Regions from separate parts of the Homo sapiens genome. Here region 2 is linked to region 1. A link is a loop called in an ENCODE intact Hi-C map of the cell type or tissue named here. Cell type or tissue: MCF 10A. All regions are shown on one strand. Each heading gives the region's core, and the rest is flanking DNA. Links, peaks and the distances in the headings are about the cores only.

Region 1 (10,170 bases), core at 1-8,000:
CTCTCCGGGGCAGGCGGGCAACTGGCCACGTCCCGGCGCCTCCCGCCCGAACCACGTGGGCTGCGCCCCGCTCCGCCCAGCTCCGGGAGCGCGGACACCTCTGGATGCCCTGCCAGGCAGAGGGCGGAACGGAACGGACACCTGGGGCGCCCGCGCGGGAAGCGCCAGTGCGGGGGAGAGCCCCGGATACTCGACCCCCAAGCCAGTTTGGGGAGAAAGACGGCGGCGGGGAGGGGAAAGTTGAGCACACAGCTGCGATTCCCGTGAGTTGCGGCGACTTTGCATAGGTGACATCGCGCCGCGGTCCTGCCTTGGGCACGGTGGGACCCGCTTGCTGAGCGCGCTCTAGAGCGCGCGGCACATCGTCGAAATTTCTAACTCTGCAGGGAAAGCGCTATGTACTTCGGCTTTACAAATGGGGAAACTGAGGCTCAGAAACGCGCCCTACCAAAGCCACCGACCAGTAAGTGGCAACGCCAAATAATAAATAGGACTTTAAGCCCAGGGCTTTCTGCTGCAGAGAGCGTACCCTCACCCCTTCGATTCTGCCAGGCATCAGGACCAGGAGGGTCCCGCAGCCGCGGGCAGCCCTGCTGCGGGGAGGAGACCGAGGCCTTGCCCGCCAAGAAAAAGTCAAGATCCGCGGGCAAATGGGGCAGATGTGGAAGCCAGGACGCGCGGCGCGGTGGTTCCAGGACCGAGGACGCGCTGCGGGGAACGCCTGGGAGCTCCGCGCCGCTGCGCTCTTCTCCTGGACTCTAGGGCCGGCCTTTGGGTGCTCAGCGGGGCCCGCAAGCTCAGAGGGTCCCAAGGCGAGCCGCCGTCTCCAGTCCGCCCGGCCTGCCTGTCCTTCCGAATTCCAATGGACATTAGGGAATTGCCCTCCTCCCTCATCCTCCAAGACTGGGCGCTTCAGAATTTTCTCTCCCTCCCCCTCCCTCTCCCTTGTCACTTAAAAACTCACATTCTGTTCTCCAGGAACCGCTTTTGCAATTCAGTTTTCCTATCTGCAAAATGATAGGAATAAAGCCATTAGGTGAATGAATAGATACTAGTATCTCCATTTAACAGAAGAGGAATCAAAACCTTATAGGATTGTTGTGATATCACATTAGATTATTTGTAAACAGCTTTCAAAAGGCTGCAAAAGAACAAAAAAGAATGTTGTTGCCTGCTGAGCCCAGGGGAACACTGTAGGTGAATCAGGGTATTTCAGGCCCCTGGGCTGCTTTGAGACAGGTGCTCTTACCAAACACCATCAATTGTTGAGTGTGAACCCTGGAATAGAGTGAAGCTTACACTGAAGCCAGTATTTCCACATCCCATATGATCTGGTGCTTATGTTTTTCATTTCCTTACCTCCTTGCCATATACTTTACTGTTACTTGTTAAGATTAATAAATCCCTTAAGAGTTGATGTAGGGACTTAAGTTCCTTAAGGGCAGAAGTTTTTAAAAATGTTTTTAATACTTTAGTGCTTATTTATTTGAAGTAGTGGTTTTAAAAAATATACAACTGACACACGCTGATATATAAGGTATATAGTAAAGAATATAAGGAGTATAAAATGAAAAGCCAAATTCTCTCTTATTCCATTACTAACCTCCATGACCAGAAAGCAATCATTATTAATGGTGTCTTCTATATTCTTTCTGAATGGTGTGTGTGTGTGTGAGGTTAAGCATGTGGGCTCAAACCAACTGCAAGAGTCGGAATTCCAACTAGGAGTGTGGCCCACAAGCTGTGTCATCTTGGACCTGTTACTGAATCTTCTACTGACTTTTTTCTCTCTTCTCCATGATGAGAATAGTAATGGGAGTTACACATAAGGGTGTTGTGAATCAATATCCCTGCAGCTTGGGTGAGACACCATGTGGTGAGTGCTTGGTAAATATTAATTACTATTCCTGTTGATCTACTTCATCCTTTTTTGGTTGCAGAGTATCCAATGTGTGAGTTACCATAATTACTTACCAGTCTTCTATTGATGGACAGTTAATTTTTGATTTTTTGCTATTTAAATGATTCTGCCATAAATATCATCCTAGATAATTCTTATTGACACCTATCATACATAGGATGACACATGAATATCATTGTACATACATACTGATATATCTGTAGACTAAAAGCCTATAGATTTGGATTTTCTGAGTCAAAGGATGTATACAATTTTAAGAGAAAATTCTAGAATTATAAACTTTTTTTTTTTTTTTTAATGGAGATGGAATCTTGCTCTGTTGCCAGGCTGGAGTGCAGTGGCTTGATCTCGGCTTACTGCAACGTCTGCCTCCCGGGTTCAAGCAATTCTCCTGCCTCAGCCTCCCCAGTAGCTGGAACTACAGACGCACACCACCACTAATTTTTGTATTTTTAGTAGAGACGGGGTTTCACCATGTTGGCCGGGATGGTCTTGATCTCTTGACCTCGTGATCCACCCTCCTCGGCCTCCCAAAGTGCTGGGATTATAGGTGTGAGCCACTGCACCCGGCCCTGGAATTATAAACATTTAAAATGATTAAACAATCCCCAAATTACAGAAAGTTTCAAGTATAACACAAAGAACCCTACCTTCCCCTAGCCATTTGTGATGGAGTTTCTGACATGAGGGTTTAGTGTATTTTATACAAACAAGGACAACCTTCTATTAAACTGCAATCCAACCATCAACATCTGTACATGATATGTTGCTATCATCTAATCATCGGAGTCCTTTCAAATGTTGCCAGTTGTCTCCGTAATTTTTTGTTGCCAAACGATCCAGTTTAGAATCTCATGTTCTGTTTAGTTGTCATTTCTAAGTCTCCTTCAAATCAGATCAGTTCCTCTGTCTTTGACTTTCATGGCTTTGCTATTTAAATATTAAGCCACTTATTTTTTAGGCTGTCCCTAAATTTGGGTTGGTCTGCTGTTTCCCATGATTATACTCAGGTTTTGCATGGTTGGGAGAATCATCTTGCAGAAGTGAGGCCGGGTCCTCTCCCTGTGTCCTGTCAGCTGGTGCATGGCTGCAGTATGTCTCCTTACTGCTGCTGGGATCCCCAGACTAAGGTGCTGTCTTCCAGCCTTCTCCATGGGCAAGTTACTCCCTTCCCCCCTGTAATTAATATGTATTTTTGGAGGAGGGGTGTACACATTTAAAATTTCATAAGGCCAGGCGCGGTGGCTCACGCCTGTAATCCCAGCATTTTGGGCCAGGGCGGGCGGATCACTTGAGGTCAGGAGTTCGAGACCAGCCTGGCCAACATGGCGAAATCCTGTCTCTACTAAAAATACAAAAATTAGTTGGGTGTGGTGGTGCGCGCCAGTAGTCCCAGCTACTCCGGGGGCTGAGGCAGGAGAATCGCTTGAGCCAGGGAGGCAGAGGTTGCAGTGAGCCGAGATTGTGCCACTGCACTCCAGCCTGGGTGACAGAGCAAGACTCTGTCTCAAAAAAAAAAAACTAAATAAATAAAGAATAAAATTTAATAAACAATGTCAAATGGTAGCAGAGAATAGATTTTATCTTTGTATTCCTGCCTCCCCAGCTTCTTCTCAGGGCTCCCCAGTGTGCCCGTCGCTGGTACCCTCTACCTCCCTGACGTTTTACCCTGCCCTGAGACCTACCCTTCCTTGTTCACTTTCTAAAGGAGGAAACTGATGCCCAGAGAGTCAGATGGTGTTTACCCAAGATCACACAATGAGTCAGAGGCAGCCGATCTCTTCAGCCCTGAGCCTCACAAGCCACACTGTTAAAGTCTGGGTTGGTGGGTGGACACCAGAGGACAGCAGAGTCCCCTCCCTACTTCCTTGTCGTAATAGTGGCCGTCTGGAGACTCAGCCTTTGCTGGGACTTAGTGGCTGGCATGAGAGGGAGGAAAGGATGGTTCACTTGGCCATGCCAGCAGGAAGCTCACCACCAAAGATGGGCTTCAGAGAAGCACCCTTTAATTTCACTGCCTGGGCATACCCCAGTTCCAAGGATAACTGGTCAGGCAAGTCCCACTGAGGGGTGGCCTTGGGCTTAGCCTCCTCTCTGCACGTGGATAGGGAACCTTAGGGGAGAGAAGGTTTCTGGCTCACCAAGGAGCCTCACAGAGTCTGGACGTGCCTGCTTCCTTTGCAATGGCAGAGTCCAGGATTAGTGCTGAAAAGGCCTGCAGTTCCCATCCACTGACCCTCTCAGGTGCTCCAGCTCTCTGGCAGGCAGTAGTTAAAACCCGTCCCCCTCAGTCTCTCTGTCTAAACCCTCTGGGCCAATATGGCATTAGGCTAACAAGGGTTCTGGATTTTTGAGATAACCATCCAGGAAACAGAACACATGCAAAATATTGCCCCAAATCTTAGCCATATCCAGGAAACTACTTGTAAATTACAAGAAAATATGTTTTCATCAGACACTGAATCCTTTTTTTTTTCTTCCAATAAACCTGGAAAATGGAGGGGGGACCCCATTTTTGGAAGCATTCTGGCTTTGCCGTTGTTCAGCTGGGTGGGGGATCGTGGGTTATGCAAGAGTGCCCTAGGCCTTTAAAGAGCTGTCACCTGACTCTGCTCCTGCCAGTTCGTCAGCACACAGCCTCATGTGACTGCCCTCCAAGCAGCTGAACACACACGCAGCTCCCTGGGCTCACATTGGTCTACTTGCACAGCCCCACCCTGGCTGCCTCCGCTTGCTCTCTGGGCTCCAGCTCTTTTCTGAATGACCCTGCAACCCAACCTCCCTTCATCTGTCCAAGTCCTGCTCCCTGTTCGGATCACCACTCAACTGTCCTTCCCTCAGAAATCAGGTCCTGGCCAAGCAGCCCTGCCCACTGTCGGCTTCCCTGGGGTTCCTGCATGTTCTTGCAGATCAGGCCCATCATTTATCTCCCGTGCTCGTGTGATTATCGGGTTAGTGTCTGTTGCTCCCCTGCTCTGAGCTCTGGGAGGACAGGGACTGCGATGCTCACTCTGATGTCCTGCTGCCTTCCACGGTGCTTGGTGCATAGTAGGCTCTCAACAAATATGTGTTGAATAAATATTGTTCAATAACCATAATATCATATTTTGATGCTGGCCTTCATCTTAACTTTGACTGAAGGGCATTTTCCAAACAGAGCTAGCTCTGCCCTCCACCATCCAGGTGGCCTGAGCTCACAGCACTTCCCTGGAAGAGCAGGGTCTCTTGGGAAATGACTTGATGGGATGACAGAATGCGGAGCTGGGAGAGGGAGGGTTGAATTGTCCTCACAGGGATCTCTGCTGGCTTGTGGGCCAACATTCTCCTCTTGCTGTTGCCGTTCATTGGCTCTTACTATGTTTTCAGATGGTGGCCCCCAACTCAGCCTCTTTCTCTTTCTTGTGTTGGTCCAAGATCACCCTTTGTTTTCTCTCCTAGGATGCGTGTGCTACAGAGCAAGAAGTAATCCCCTTTTGCTCAAAGCTTAGCAGAATTCCATTTAGGATTCCTAAATTTCTACCCCACATGTGTGACTGCTTGAAAGTGTAGGACTCTCACACTTATGTTGGCAATGTGCTTTCCCTCATCTGCACACATAGAGAACTACATCTTGATGAGTGCTTGAAGGGAGCTGTAATGAACCAGAGAGGCCAGCCAAGAGGAGTGAAAAATCTGAACAATGAAGTTCTTGAATCTAAAACCATCAGAAATCTCAGCCTTCTGGGGGTTCTGGAAGCTTCAGCTCATGTTGGGGCATGGGCCAATGAGCAGTTCTCTTTACCTAAATTACCTTAATTAGGAGCTTTAACCATCAGGGATTCAGGAATTAGGCAGAAATGGTCCAAATTGAAGGGAATGAGTTCAGGCAATAAAATTTCCAGACCCACTTCTGGAAATCTTGGTCATGTGGTTATGAAGGAAGACAGCAGGAAGGGAACCAGTCCTCACTGAAGGCTACGGTATGCCCAGCAAGTGTGGTCTGGGAGCCTGGCATGCACATTAGCAATTGGGTTGGGCATCTGAACTCCCCAGTGTCAACTGGGTTGTGCAGATAAGGAAGCTGAGGCACTGGTGCAAGGTCACACAGTCAGAGAGGGGAGACCAGAGGCAAACCCAGGTCTAAGGGGCTCTGAGCCTGGATTTCCACAGCGCCTGGGGCAGGCAACAGCCACAGCAGGGGTGACTGGTTCATGGGGCCTGGCACAGCCAGAAGCAGGAAAGCTGTGAAGAGCAGATGTAGAAATTCAAAACCAGAGCCCCCCTCATGGGCCCATGCTGGGGAAAACAGTGGCAAGCAGCCCTGTTAGGCCCTGAGTGCATCGTGCCCTACAGCAGGTGGTGGGCATCCCTACATCAGGTGGTGGGCATCCCTACAGCAGGTGGTGGGCATCCCTACAGCAGGTGGTGGGCATCCCTACAGCAGGTGGTGGGCATCCCTATACCAGGTGGTGGGCATCCCTACAGCAGGTGTTGGGCATCACCCCATTCCCAAGTCACAATGGTCGAATTAGGCATTACAGGAACAATTCCTTTTGCTTCTTCTCCACTTCCATAATTCATAGCGATGGCCTAATTTCAGTTTCAACACACAAGCCACACTTCATATCTCACGTTAAACTCTTGTATGAATGTTGCAGAATATTTGCAGTAACGCTAATGTCCTCCCCACAGTGAAAGCTGTTACAAGATCTCTCGCTCGAGCTGCTACCGCCTGCACCTCTCAGGTTGGTCTGATGTCAGCACAGGGCTTGGCTGAAACCACCCCAGAGCCAGCAGCAGGAATCCAGCAGTATCACCGCCCCTAGGCCTCCCCCTCACTCATGGCCAGATTCAAAGCCCATTACCAACTAGTAATATACCTAGAGCCAATTCCTAACCCGTGAATCCTCACCTTCACCTTCCCATTCCCCATACTCACCTCAGTCTTGCCCTTCTGTGAACTACAGTTTTCCAAGCTTGCCTCCACCTGAACTCCAAACCCAATTAATTTCCAGCCCTATCTTCCATGGCTTTCTGACCCCACAAATCCAAATGAGTCCACCTATTCCTGGGAGCACGTGTGCCTTCAGTTCTGGGTGGAAATGCAATGTCAGGCTGTGTTTTGTGCCTTCTCATTTTCTCCTACAGTTATCCAAGGTTAACCCTCAAGACAGGCTCAAATCCTACCTGCTCAGGTTGCTGGGCTAGGTCACTGGTTTTGAAGCAGGGTTTGTAAACATATTTCAGGTTCTGAAAATACTTGGTTAGAATTTTCAGGTATTTAAAATTATTTAAAAACTGTCATAACAACTAAACACATACTTGGGAAACGGAATGACAGGCTCAGGTCTATCTCCCCAGGGCATACTGTGAGAGCCAGAAGGCATCTGTGGCGGTGTTTAAAGAAATCCGCATCTCCTGCCAACTTAGTGCAGACTGTGCTGAAAATCAGAGCCAGGATTTGATTGTAAGGGTGCCAAGAGGAAGGTTTCCAGATGAAATGTAGGCTTTCCAGTTAAATTTGAATTTCAGATAAACACGGAATAACTTTTAGTATAAGTATGTTCTAAATATTGCATGGGGCATACTTGCTTACACTAAAATATTATTTGTTGCTTATCTCAAATTCAAATTTAACTAAGCGTTTTGTATTGACATCCTGCAAATCTATACCAGAAATACAAAGGGAACACCCTGAATATGTTTTCTGTGCTTAAGTCAGGGCACTGATAGGGTGGTAGAATCATGTAACCTGGGAGGAGGACATTTGGATAGATGAGTCTAAGCTTGAACACCTAGATTCCCAAGAACCCTCTTGGGAATAGCCCTTTCCCTTTTCCCAAGGATGCTGATACCTGGATACTGTGCAGAGTCTTCACCTGAGATGGTTGACTTCCAATGTGATGCTTGTCCTTCTCAAGATCTGTCTCCATCTCTTCTTATTTCCTCTACACAAATAACTAGGGCCAGGTCCCAGTATAGCCCAAGTGGGAAAATAAAGTTTCTTTTCTAGGAATAAACAGCATCTAGTGAACATAACTGCAAGTCTTGGCTAATATATGTCACCAAGCGACAGAGAGAAATGTGTCTGAATAAGCCACGGAGATATTGAATTCAGTTTGTTGATTTGGAGGAACTTGTCTATGTCTTAGAATTTGACTTCTTGGCAAGGATACTTGGAAATCATTCAAATACACTGCTGAGATGGCACTGCGAAGCTTGGGCATGATGTAAATGAGGTGTAGATGTTATGCTTGCCTTGGCAGAGTATTGAGTAGGAACTTAGAAGGCTTAGGGAGGTAGAAATGTGAGAATGGATTTATTATGTAAGATCAAAGACTCTATCATTTGACTGTGTTTCCTGGGAGGGCCCAGAGGACACTTTCTTCACCAAAGCAATAAGAAATATACCAGTGTGGGGAGTGTCTGCATCTTTTGGCAACTCAATACTGGCTGTTCTCTGAAGCTGGTATTAACAGTAGGAAGTTACTCCATGGAACTACACTCTGTAGTGTCATGGGGGTTGCTGGGATTCTGAAATAGAAGAGTTCAGATAGAGATCCTCAACTATCAGAGGTAGGGTGGACAGAATTTCTGTAATGGTAAAAAATCCAGAAAAGCAACCAAACATAAGTGTCTATGGGATGGCTAGTAGACTATGGTATTCCTTGGGGCTCAAGAAATTAGCAGACAATTAGGGTACTGGTTGATTGTGCACACAGATAATTCAAGGACTGGTGAACGGAAGGCTGATATCAGATGCTGCAATGAAAAATCACAATCCCTCATTCAGTTTCCATATCTAAACCAGTTTTTATAGACCTAGACCCCATCGACTAAAGGAGAAGCAAGGTCCCTTCGAGGAAGGACTTTACAGTGTCACTACAATATATACCATAAATATTATACATTGTTTTCCCCAAAGGGCCCATGGTTATTTACCAGGATAACTGTACATAGGGGAAAGGGAAACAGTCATACTTTGGAGGGTGATTGGATACAGATTCTGAGCTGACATTAGTCAGGGGAGCCATCACGCTGTCATCAGAAAAGATCTGAAACAGCTTTTACGTGGGAAGGACAACAGTACACCTTCTCTCTATTGTCTGTCCCAGGGCTATATCAAATCTCTGATTACTGTCACAATATAATCCTCAGGAACCTTAAGCACATTGGTGCAACATATGGTGATATTTTCCAGATTAGAACTGGTGAAAAGGAGAGTAGAAAGATGCTGAATACTCTGGTAAGACATATGTGCATTGGGAGGCCAATCTTATGATGTTCCAGGGATATAAAACTTAGGCTAGGTTCTTAGGGGACTAAAGATGTAGAGTCTGCTGGGACATACCTTCAAAAGTATAGGGCAAATTATTCTCTTTGCAGGCGCTATGACAAGGACAGAGACATAGCACTAGGTGGAACTTTGGATGTTGGAGGCAGCACATGGCTCACTTGGGAATACTGCTGCAATCCATTTGGGAAGTGATTTGGAAGGCTGGCAGGTTTGAGTGACGCTTAGAGCGTGAGAAAATTCTGTAGCAGGTCCAGGTATTAATGCAAGCTTCTCTAGTTGTTCAGGGAACTGGAAGAGAATAAGGTTGAAAGACTGGAGACAGAGAGGTATGTGCAGGGATCTTGGGAATAGGCGCCATATGTGAATCTTCTATCTCATGTCAATGCTTACCAGAGGCCACCTAGTACAAAAAGGACACTGAATGAATGGGTATACTGGGTCATTTACCCTATGGAGTCAGACTGTGTCCTTGGTCACCTCAATGTTCATGCCAGGGGACCAGGAGGGAGGCCATATGGTCCGACTACGTGGGCTCTATCTCACCAAGCCTGATCTAGCTACTTCTGTTGCTGGATATCTGACTGATGCTGAGCTCTTTACATGGCACCATCCCCTGAGAAGACCAAACAATCCCTTGGAGCTGGCGTAGATTTGGGGTATTTAGTGGGAGTTCGTGAGAGGTAGGTTGGAATGTGCTATTGAAAAGGGTTTAGGATTTTGGTTCTGAAACAAAATGAGTAGACTCACTTTTCCCTACTCCTCCCTTCTAAAAACTAAATACCATGGAAATTCTTTAACAGACAATGATAAAAGGACTCTGAAAGTTGGGTAGAAGAAGGTAGACTGGCCAGAGACCTCAGGACTGGAGGAAAGATAATATGGTGGGTTCCTTAGACTTTTCTTTTTATCTCCCATGTAGCCTAGACTGGGTGTCAGAGATGTCTGCAACCAGTATCTACAACAGGAGATATTC
Region 2 (10,487 bases), core at 1,284-9,283, 76 kb before region 1:
ATGCCTAAACAGCATCCATCATGGGAGACCTGGAAACACCTGCTGCAGGCACCCCTCCTCCTTCCTCCACCTGTGGCACTTTGGGTGCCATGGGAAGATGCCCGACAGCTCCATCTTGCTCTGGGAAGGATCCCCCTGCCGACCTTGACTTTCCAGCCCCTCCCTGAGCCCCACAGAAAGTGCTCTCCATCAGAACAATTTAAAATGCCTACACCTTTCCTTTTTAGAGACCTGGAGGGGCGTCCCATGCTAGGTGGGGTGGGGGGTTCCCCAGTCTAGAGGAAATGGAGGTGCCACCTTGAAGAGTGATAAAGAGATTCATCCCAGCAGGCTGGCCGTTTGCATTTCCTCTGGCACGGGACCCACGCCACCTGAGGGGTGTCCGAGAATGCTAACGATGCTCACTTGGCTCCTGATCCCCAAAGACCTGCCTCCCTGAGAGGTGGAGACTTTGGCCGGCTGCCCCGTGGGATTTCCTGGTCAGCGGAGTTGAATGGGACGTCTTTGTCTGGAGTCTCCACCATGGACAGCGCCGGAGCCTTGGTGCCCTGGGAGGGCAGGGTGGCTTTGGATGCAAGAACCCAGGGGCCAGCCGTCTCTGCCTCTCCTGCTTAGGCCTAGCCTCAGCTGCCAGGAGAGCAGGCAGGGTCTCAACCCGACCCACACTCAGACAGCAAGGGAAGATTTTACAAAGTAGCAAAGCAGAGGGCCCAAGCTCCAGCGCCTGGATGTGCAACTCACCGTTCTCGAGTGTGGTAGAGGAGCTGTCCTGGCTACGGGTGCAGTGGAGCCGAGGAGGCGGGAGCCTCTGTTCCCCTTTTATAGCCCCCGAGAGGACGAAGCCGGCACCCCCAGGTGCCCTCCCCCAAGCCAGCCTGTCTCCCTCACAGGGCGGCATCAGGAGCGAGCCTGTGTCTCTTCTCGTTCCTTTATTGAAAAAAAAAAACACAAAACAAAACTCATCAGCGATGCGATTTGTTCCTTCCTGGGTTATATAATTTCATTTGGACCAAGTGGTTTTAAAACACATTAGCTTCTCTTCTTCGTGCTCGCCTTCGGGCAGACTGCAGTGTCAAGTGTCCGCTGGGCCTCACAGATGGGGCTCCCGGACTCCTTCCAGTCCTCTCTCCCTGCCTTTAAATCACCGCATTCACATTCAAGGGAAAGGTGAGCAGGGACAGTCACCAAAGCCCAGCACTGCGGCTTTGTATCTTTGCGATCTTCTCGGTCCTCGTTCATTCACCTGCCTGACTGTCCTACCTGCATTTGTCGTGTGCACACCATGTCTTCCTCATTCTGTAACTTCCGCGCAGGGGCCATGCTAATCTTCTCTGTATCGGTCCAATTTTAGTATATGTGCTGCAGAAGCAAGCACTCTATAACTTACAACAGGTGGTTTCTAGACTTTTACAGTCTTTATAATTAATGTTTAACATAAACAAGTTTATTATTCTCATAAGACAAGCTTATTTTTTATTATAAAAGAAACAAATACATTTTTATTATTAAAGCAGTTCATATACATTTGGAAAAATATTAGTGCATACAACAAAATAGAAAAAATAGCACTGATCATGTTAAAGAAGCTGCTCGTGGCCAGGTGTGGTGGCTCATGCCTGTAATCCCAGCACATTGGAAGGCCGAGGCGGGTGGATCATGAGGTCAGGACTTCGAGAGCAGCCTAACCAACATGGTGAAACCCTGTCTCTACTAAAAATACAAAAATTAGCTGGGCATGGTGGCGCACGCCTGTAATCCCAGCTACTCAGGAGGCTGAGGCAGCAGAATCACTTGAACCCCCTGGAGGTGGAAGTTGCAGTGAGCTGGGATCCTGCCACTGAACTCCAGCCTGGGCGACAGAGCGATACTCTGTCTCAAAGAAAAAAAAAAAAAAAAAAGAAAGCCTCTCGCGTCTACATTTGATGCATTTTCTTCTAGTGAGCTTCCGACATATTTTCTGGGTAGATTGATCACATTTATACATGTTGAATTTCATTCTTTTCACTTAACACTGTAACAATCACATCCTCAAGTTGCTAAAAAATCTGCAAGTTTGTGCCATTTTAAGTAACTGTGCAATGTTCTACCATTTAAGGTGGATCTAAATCATTCATGTTCTGAATAATTATAGGTTATACTCATGACCACTTATATGCAGTTGAGTACAATCTTTTTAAGGAAAATTTCTGGAGGGGAAACTTGGCACGTGCTTCCCATGGATTGGCGCAGATGGTCAATGTGCCACTTCCATCCTTTAGGAAAAGCTTCTGGGCAATACTTTCCCCTTCAGGGAACAGGACACAGTGGCTTCTTCCTTGCTGCGTAGTTGTTTTTCCCAGTGACACAGGTTTGTGGCTGGTGGGCTCCCTGGGAGCTCTGGAGCCCAGGGGTAGCTGGAGGCGGGAAGTAGGGTAAGCAGCACGGGAAGGGTGATGGGGTGGGGTTCGCAGCTCCCAGCTTGGGCTGCTGATTAGAGTCACTTGGGAGCCTTAAAAACCTCCTAATGCCTGGGCTGTACCTGGAATGAATTCCATCAGAATTTGTGGGGGTAGCTCAGGCATCAGTGATGGCGAAAAGCTCCCCATCCATAGTTTTTACCCATAGTTTTTACAAATGTAGGTTGAGTATCCCAAATCCAAAAACCCCAAATCGGAAACTTTTTGAGTGCTGAGTTGATTCTCAAAGGAAATGTTCATTGAAGCATTTTGGATTTTAAATTTGGGATGTTCTACTCATGAGTATAGTGCAAATATTTCAAAATCCTCCCCCCAAAAACCCTTAAAATCCAAAACAGTTCTGGTCCCAAGTACTTTGGATAAGGGAACTTGACCTGTAGTGGTGATAGTGGTGGTTAAGTATCACCATCTTGGAGGTGTGTTTTCTGTCCAGTGCTAGGCCTGCCTGTAGCAGCAGAAACTGAGACCCCAGGACCTGGGGGCAGCTTTCTGGGCATCCACCACTGGAGTGTGTGTGTGTGTGTGTGTAAAGCAGCGCTGTCACAGTGTGGCACTGGCATCTTGCCACTTTGGGAGTCCACCAGTGGGAGGCAGCAGGCGGGCTGGGCAGTAGCACAGGCATCAATCCTGCTTACCCCACCCCCACGAAGAAGGCGATGGTGTCCATCAGAGACCTCAGAACCGCTGAGAGGCACTGTGGCTGGCCGGAGATGCTGTGATGGCGAGTGAGGTGTGGGCTGTTCTTGCAAGAATGTCACAGAACTGCAGGCCTGGCCTGGGGCTTTCAGGATGCACATGGCTTCAGTGTTTTTAGAGAAATGAATCCCACAGATGGGTTTTGACCACAGGCAGTCAGGGAGCTTCTCCCCATCCCCTATTTAACTGCGTCATGGGCCTCAGGAAAGGCAGAGCCAAGCACTCTTGGTCCAGCTTCTGTTGGTCAGTATTTCATCCAGAATGTGATGTGGCCACTTGAGTTGTGGCACATACAAACTAGAACCTGTGCAGGAAAGTCCCCTCCCTGGGGAAAGTATGACTGCCTGCCATGCTACCCTCCTGGAGGCCACGGGTATAATGACAGCAAAGATGCTGACTGCCACGCCTTCCAGTCCTAATTTTCTAAGATACTTATTTATTTATTATTTTATTTTATTTTTTTGAGACAGAGTCTCGCTCTGTCACCCAGGCTGGAGTGCAGTGGCGCGATCTCGGCTCACTGCAACCTCCACTTCCCAGGTTCAAGCGATTCTCCTGTCTCAGCCTCCCGAGTAGCTGGGACTACAGGCATCCACCACCACGCCTGGCTAATTTTTGTATTTTTAGTAGAGACGGGGTTTCATCATGTTGGCCAGGCTGGTCTCCAACTCCTGACCTCAAATGGTCCACCCACCTTGGCCTCCCAAGGTGCTGGGATAACAGGCGTGAGCCATCGTGCCCGGCCAGCTACTGATTTATTCTTCTGTGCCTTTCTTCATTGAATGAAGTGATCACAGTGGTTTTCTCATTCACTCTGTTAACACAGTGGACCGCAAGAATATATATTTTTTTCTAACATTAAAGAATTCCTGGCTTTCTTGGGATGAACCTTACCTTGGTAAGATACAATAGGTTTTCTAATAGATTCTGGGATTTGTTTCATGAATACTTTATTTAGAATAGATCTTTTAGGCTGTGCTTAGTGGTTCACATCTGTAGTACAAGCACACTTTTGGGAGGCTGAGGTGGGAAAATTGCTTGAAGCCAGGAGATTGAGACCAGCGTGAGCAACATAGCAACGCCCTATCTCTACAAAAAAGAAAATTTAATTTATAGAATAAATATGTTAACATATGTTGCCTTTACTTCTCCTTCCTCACATTGCATTCAGTAGGAAGGTCTTACCAGCCTTATGAAAGAGGAGCCACGCTTCCCCTTTTTCCTGTCCTCTGGAAAGGATCTGGTAAAGATAGGAATTCCAGAGCTGTCTAGGAGACATATGGGGTAGGACTTGGGCTGAGGTGAGGGGCAGAAAAGGAGTGAGCTCGGAGGTCATGGGTCGGGGGTTTCCAGACTGAGAGCTGGGGGGCTAAGATGGGAGCCTTGGGGATGGGGAAATGCTGAGGTCAGTCGTGGGCAGGTGTTTGAGGAGCCCTAGAGGGTGGCCAGGTGGCTGCTCGCTGGGCCTGGAACCCTTTATTTCTTTGCTTACGTTTGAGACCTCAAAGAAGCCCAGAGCTCTTTAACGAGGCCTCAGCCGTAAACCTGAACATGGGTGTGGACAGAGGACAGGTGGCTGTGAACAGCCAGGGAAAGGTGGGCACACCTGAGAGAAGACAAGAAGAGGACAGGTGGCGGAGGGTGGACAGAGAAAAACGACTCAGTGAAGGACCCGGAGAAAGTACCAGGGAGGAGGGTCTTGCGGGTAGAAGCGGGGAGGAGTGAAGAAGGCAGAGTTGCCCCGCAACAAAGAAGGGATCATCCGAGTCAGGGACTGTATCACGGCGCCCACCTGCCGGCTCGTTTGCTTGTGGTCTGTAGGGGACACTCCAAATCCAATCTTGAACACGGAGCTGGCAAACTTCTTCTGCCATGAGCCAGATAGTAAACGTGTCCAGCTTTGTGGGTCATAGGATCTTGGTGGCAGCTGGCCAAATCTGCTGTTGCAGCAGAAAAGCAGCCATGGGGAAAAGGCAGATGAATGGGTGTGGCTGGGCTCCCATGAAACCTCACTTAGGAAGATGGGCCGCAGCTGGCTTTGGCCCAGCCTGCCGTTTGCTGCCCTGGGTCTAGGTCTCCAGCTGGCAAACTGTTGCAACAGGTGTGCAGTCGACACTGTGACAGCCTCGTGCTGTTTCTGAAAACCATTGTGTAAAGTGGGAGAACAAGAGAACGCACTGTGTGGGAGTGTTGTGCTGTGTGAACGGGTTGAAGTGACCTGCTACCCTGCTTGTCCGGGCAAGACGACCTCTTCTCTGGCACAGGCTGTCTCTAGGTTGGCTAGCAACTCGCATGTACACGGCCCCGCCCATCTATCTCTCGGGCATCTGGAAAAATAAGTTGTGGCCGCTGGAGGGAACAGTCCTAGAGTTGGGGGTTGGAGAGGCCATTGAGAGAGGCCACCTGCTGAACCGGCCGAGGAGCAGTTCACAGTCAAGAGGGAAGAGAAGGGCACAAGGGGGGCTGAGAAGCCTCGAGGCCGTGGCCATTGCAGAGCCACCCCAGCCCCCGTGGCTGCTGCACTGGATCGCTGGGTTTTCCTGGGTCCCCAAGAGAAGGCTCTGTGTTCTTCTCTCACGCTCGCTGTTTCACTTGGGCTGGTTTCAGTGGATTTCTGCTCTTTGCAATTATAGGCACTCCAAGGCCAGGTGCAGTGGTTTATGCCTATAATCCCAGCACTTTGGGAGACCGAGGCAGGCAGACCACAAGAGGCCAGGAGTTCGAGACCAGCCTGGCCAACATGCCAAAACGCTGTCTGTACTAAAAATACAAAAATTAGCTGGGTCTGGTGGTGGGCACCTGTAATCCCAGCTACTTGGGAGGCTGAGACAGGAGAATCACTTAAGCCAGGGAAGCAAAGGTTGTAGTGAGCTGAGATCGTGCCACTGCACTCCAGCCTGGAAGACAGAGGAGGACTCTGTCTCTAAATAAATAAATAAATATATAAAAAAAGAGCCCCAAGTTGAGAGCCTCCCTCCCTCCTAGTCTTTCTTCCTGTACTCAACATGGGGAGAGGACCCTACTCTGGGGTGCATTTCAGTTTTGAGATCTTTGAGCTTTCACCCTCAACATGGTAAATGTGCAGCCTGTAGCAGGCACTTGGTAAGTAGCAACAGCACCATGATGGACAGTTGATTTCATGGATAGCTGGTTTTGGTTTTAGTTCTTGGACCATAATGGTGCTCTGTAGTGGGTTGGAGTCTCCCATCTGGAATCTCAAATATGACCTTATTTGGAAACTAGGATCTTTGCAGATGTAATTAGTTAAGATGAGGTCATCCTGGATTAAGGTGAACCCCAAATCCAACAACTGGTGTCCTGATAAGAAGAGGACAGACGCGCAGAAATGCACAGGGAGAAAGGCGATGTGAAGATGGAAGCAGAGACTGGAGGGAGGCAGCTACAAGCCAAGAAGCACCAAGGATGCCAGCAACCTCACAGCTGGAAGGGGCCAGGAACTGCCTGCCCTCAGGCCCTGCAGATGGAAACGACTCTGCTGATGCTGTGATTTTGGACTCTGGCCTCCTGAACTGTGAGGGAGTAACTTTCTGTTGTAATCTACCAGTTTGTGGGGCTTTGTTATGGCACCCACAGGAAACTAATGCAGGGCTTCAAACGTGTGTCTGAGTGGACTGATGAAATGTCTGTCCCTTGTGCTTGTTCCCAGAAGAAAGCGGACCGTGGCTGTGGCCTGTGTGTTTCTTCTGGCCTCCTAGGAAGACACTACACAGCCTGATGGGAGAGGTAACCTTGGGAATTGGAAGCCATCGAGTTGCAGCTGTGGAACAGCCACGGCAAGAGCAATATTCAGTCACCAGAAAAGCTGTTTCTGCTGTAGATGGCTTCTGAAAATCCAGACTCTTACGAGATTTTAAAACACTCCTCTTTGTAAATTAGAAAGGTGCTTTTGAAGTGTGAGTCATCCAGAAAGTGGCATCTCTGAGAACTGAGAGAGAAAGTGCTAGTGAGATTTGAGCACCGGAGGAAGGCTTCCCCTACCCCACGTGGCCACGGCTCTGGGACCTTGGCATTGCATTTGTGATAAAATAAACGGTGCTCCCCGTCCCTCACACATAGCTCCCATCTAACCAGTTTACAAGTTTCAAACACAGACACACTGAACATCAGACAAGGCTCTTATATAGGGACTGTGCATTGGTCAAGGCTCTTCAGAGAAGCAGAGCCAATAGCGTGTGTGTGTGTGGAGAAGAGAGAGAGAGGGGAGAGAGAGGAGAGAGAGAACGGAGAGAGCGGGAGGGAGAGAGAGAGAACAGAGAGAGAGGGAGGGAGGGAGAGAGAGAGAGAGGGGAGAGAGAACAGAGAGGGAGGGAGGGAGAGAGAGAGGGAGGGAGGGAGAGAGAGGAGAGAGAACAGAGAGAGAGGGAGGGAGGGAGAGAGAGAGGGAGGGAGGGAGAGAGAGGAGAGAGAACAGAGAGAGAGGGAGGGAGGGAGGGAGAGAGGGAGGGAGGGAGAGAGAGGAGAGAGAACAGAGAGAGAGGGAGGGAGGGAGAGAGAGAGAGGGGGAGGAGAGATTTAGTCTAAGGAATAGGCTCATAAGATTGCAGGGCCTGGGAGGTCTGAATCCTGCAGGACTAGCCATCAGGCTGGAGACCCAGCGAAGGAGGAAAGTTGTCCCTGGAGTCTGGAGGCAGAACTCCTTCCTGCTCAGGGCACATCTGTCTTTTCTCCTAAGGCCTGCAACTGGCTGGGGAAGGCCCACCCACTTTATGGCAGGTTATCTGCTTTAAAGTCTACTGATTTAAACCTTAATCACAGCTACAGAATACCTGCATAGATACATCTTGGCTGGTGTTTGATCAGACATCTGGGCACCACAGCTGAGCCAATTTGATCCATAAAATTAACAATCATAGACTGTTACAAGTGTCTGTGGTGATGTAGCAAAATACTCCTTTCCCCAGCATGGCCATGTCCTTGGAACTCTGAGCCCAGATGCCATTGAGCTGCAGGTGTGTTCATTGGAAATAACTGAGCAGTTTGTTCATTTAGACAGCAAGGCTGTCTCTGGGAAGACTTTGCTGTAGATATTTTCAGGGGAATATGGGTAGCATACATGGGTAAAATACTTATTTCTGGGGCTGGCTCTTTCCTGGGAAGATATAGGTGTGCGGTCATGTTTGGAATGGGCTTTACTCACCTACTAGTATATTAACTTGTGGGAGTTTTATTAAAAGCTAATACGTGAACCAATGTCTGCAAGGACTTAGCAGTGGTTGCTAGTGGGTAGATGATTCTTTTTTTATGTATTTTTTTTCTTTTGCATATCTATCTTTTCTGTTTTATCCCAATAAAATAAAAAAAATTCATATGTAATAAATATTCTCTATAAGAATAACTTTGAAGTTATGAGCATTGTGAATATGTGAGGATTACTTGGCTGTCACCAGCATGCTAAAGTGGAGCTTTAGCTGGGCTCTCAGAAGCCCAGCAAGTGACAATACCATTACTATTACTCTTTTGGGGATGGGTTTTTGGCCCCCAGTAAAGTGGGTTCTTTTGGATAGAGCTGTTGGAAAGTGAAAATCCTTGGAACTTACAGAAACAATGGCTTGACATAAAATCAGTGAAACTGCAACACTGTAATGCATGGTTGGTTTGATCCCTGAGAGCTGGGAGCTACACCTGTCAAATTGTGTTTCACCCCAATAATCTGCAGTGAGGCAAGGTATCCCTTGGTGATCTGGGTGCTATATTGCAATATGTTGGATACTGGATTATCTGGGGAGTGCAATTTTGCTGCACACTCATAGCTCATTTGTAAGAAGCATCTTTGGGAGATCTGTGCATTCAACGCTTCCTAAAATTTTTTCTTTTTCCCCTTATAAATAAGACTGTTGGAGGATAAAACTTTGGAGAAATATTTTAAATGCTTGTCTCTAATCTCCCTCTGGAGTCATAGAGAAACCACTGACTTCTGTCAATCTTTAGCTGGAAACAAAGAGCCAGCAGCTGTACTGGTTGGGGTACACTAGCCTCAGGGATCCCTGACCTGCCTGTATGCAGCTTCCACTACACATCTCCAGAATAGCCATCTGCTAGGAAAGGAACTCTGAAGAATTATTTTCATTTATTTATTATTAATTTTTTTAAGAGACAAGGTCTCACTCTGTTGCCCAGGCTCGAGTATAGTGATGCGATCATGGCTCACTGCAGCCCCAACCTCCAGGGCTCAAGTGATCCTCCTGCCTCAGCCTCCTAAGTAAGTAGGTACGACTACAGGCATATACCATCATGCTTGGGTAATTTTTTTGTTTTGTTTTTTGTAGAGATGGGATCTCACTATGTTGCCCAGGAGGTCTCAAACTCCTGGCCTCAAGCAATTCTCCCACCTTGGCCTCTCAAAGGGCTGGGATTATAGGTATGAGCCACCTTACCTAGCCTGAATAATTTTTTCAAAGAATAGAATTTATAAGTAAGGCTGGGAATTATATGGAAAAACTCCCACGTTTTTATCTGATGCCACAAGGAGTCAGAGAAACAGCTGCTAATGTGTGCTCACAGGTCTCCTGAAGTTGCAGGAGTATCAGCCTCCCAGCAACACTTTGAGATTCAAACCTTAGTTTTAAGTGAGAGATTGGAAAGCTCCTGGAAGTGTCTTATTGAGAGAGGGAAGGAAACACTTAACTTGGTCAATGCTTGAAGACACAAGGCTTGACTCTTGTCTCTACTGTTTGATTCTAAAAGAAGCCACTCCTCTCAGCACCCCCTCTGACAAAGGCAGTGCAGCCATTGGGTCCTGTCTAAAGTGAACCTCAGGGAGGGTGAGATGTGATTACTGTTAGGATGTTCAAAGGCAGCTCTGGAGAGTCTTGGAGGGCTCCACTTAAAACTGGATGGGGCACACCGATACTAGGAAATAACTCTGAGTCCCAGCCTGTCTGAGAGATCATCTATGTAACCAATGGGCGAGTGGCAAGCTGACTCCTGTGGCCTCTGCACCCCCATCCTTGGCAGACATCCCTCATTGGTTGTGACCCTCTGTCCTCTGCCCCACTGGATCCACTGCAGTGAGGGGCAGAGCCAGGCTAGAACCAAGCCTCTTCCTTGCCCATCTGGAGCTCTGCCTGCTGTCTCTTCGTCTCCCAGCAGGCTCTCTGCACTAGCATCTGAGCATCTATCAAATGCTCACTTGCTGTCATGTGCAGGCTCTGCCCTTGACCGCAGTGTAATTTCCCCTGGTCTACAGATCACATGGGAACTTGCAGAGCGGGTGCACGTAGGGTGGGGACTGGGGTGTCTATTCCTCCTTCATTATTCAGCAGATCATTAGTTCAGTCACTTGTCCGGATGTCTAATATCCAGTCACACCCACAA

The links. Hi-C counts contacts between places; a loop is a spot of excess contacts. Peaks named below come from ENCODE experiments on the same cell type or tissue, not always from the same donor. Only the 100,000 strongest peaks of a DNase experiment are listed, where the experiment ranks them.
Region 2: a loop joins it to region 1, with 6 times the contacts of the local background. A loop is called at or near these places in 3 of 110 quality-filtered maps.

Annotation. Positions count from the first base shown.
Region 1 is chr2:237,477,104-237,487,273 of GRCh38, reverse strand. MLPH (melanophilin) reads right to left here and starts at 23. Exons shown (of 16, transcript NM_024101.7): 1 at 1-23. LOC105373957 (a long non-coding RNA gene) reads left to right here and starts at 126. Exons shown (of 2, transcript XR_001739962.2): 1 at 126-463; 2 at 553-1,574. RefSeq lists an enhancer at 188-1,156. In MCF 10A, for the core only: a CTCF peak has its summit at 3,785 (motif pointing right); a DNase peak (open chromatin) is centred at 3,703.
Region 2 is chr2:237,554,053-237,564,539 of GRCh38, reverse strand. MLPH (melanophilin) reads right to left here. Exons shown (of 16, transcript NM_024101.7): 16 at 9,218-10,487. It also overlaps the pseudogene RNU6-1140P. Among named protein-coding and RNA genes, the nearest start is that of PRLH, 7.3 kb to the left of the region's middle. RefSeq lists an enhancer at 617-1,117. In MCF 10A, for the core only: no CTCF peak of the experiment used is centred there; a DNase peak (open chromatin) is centred at 5,089.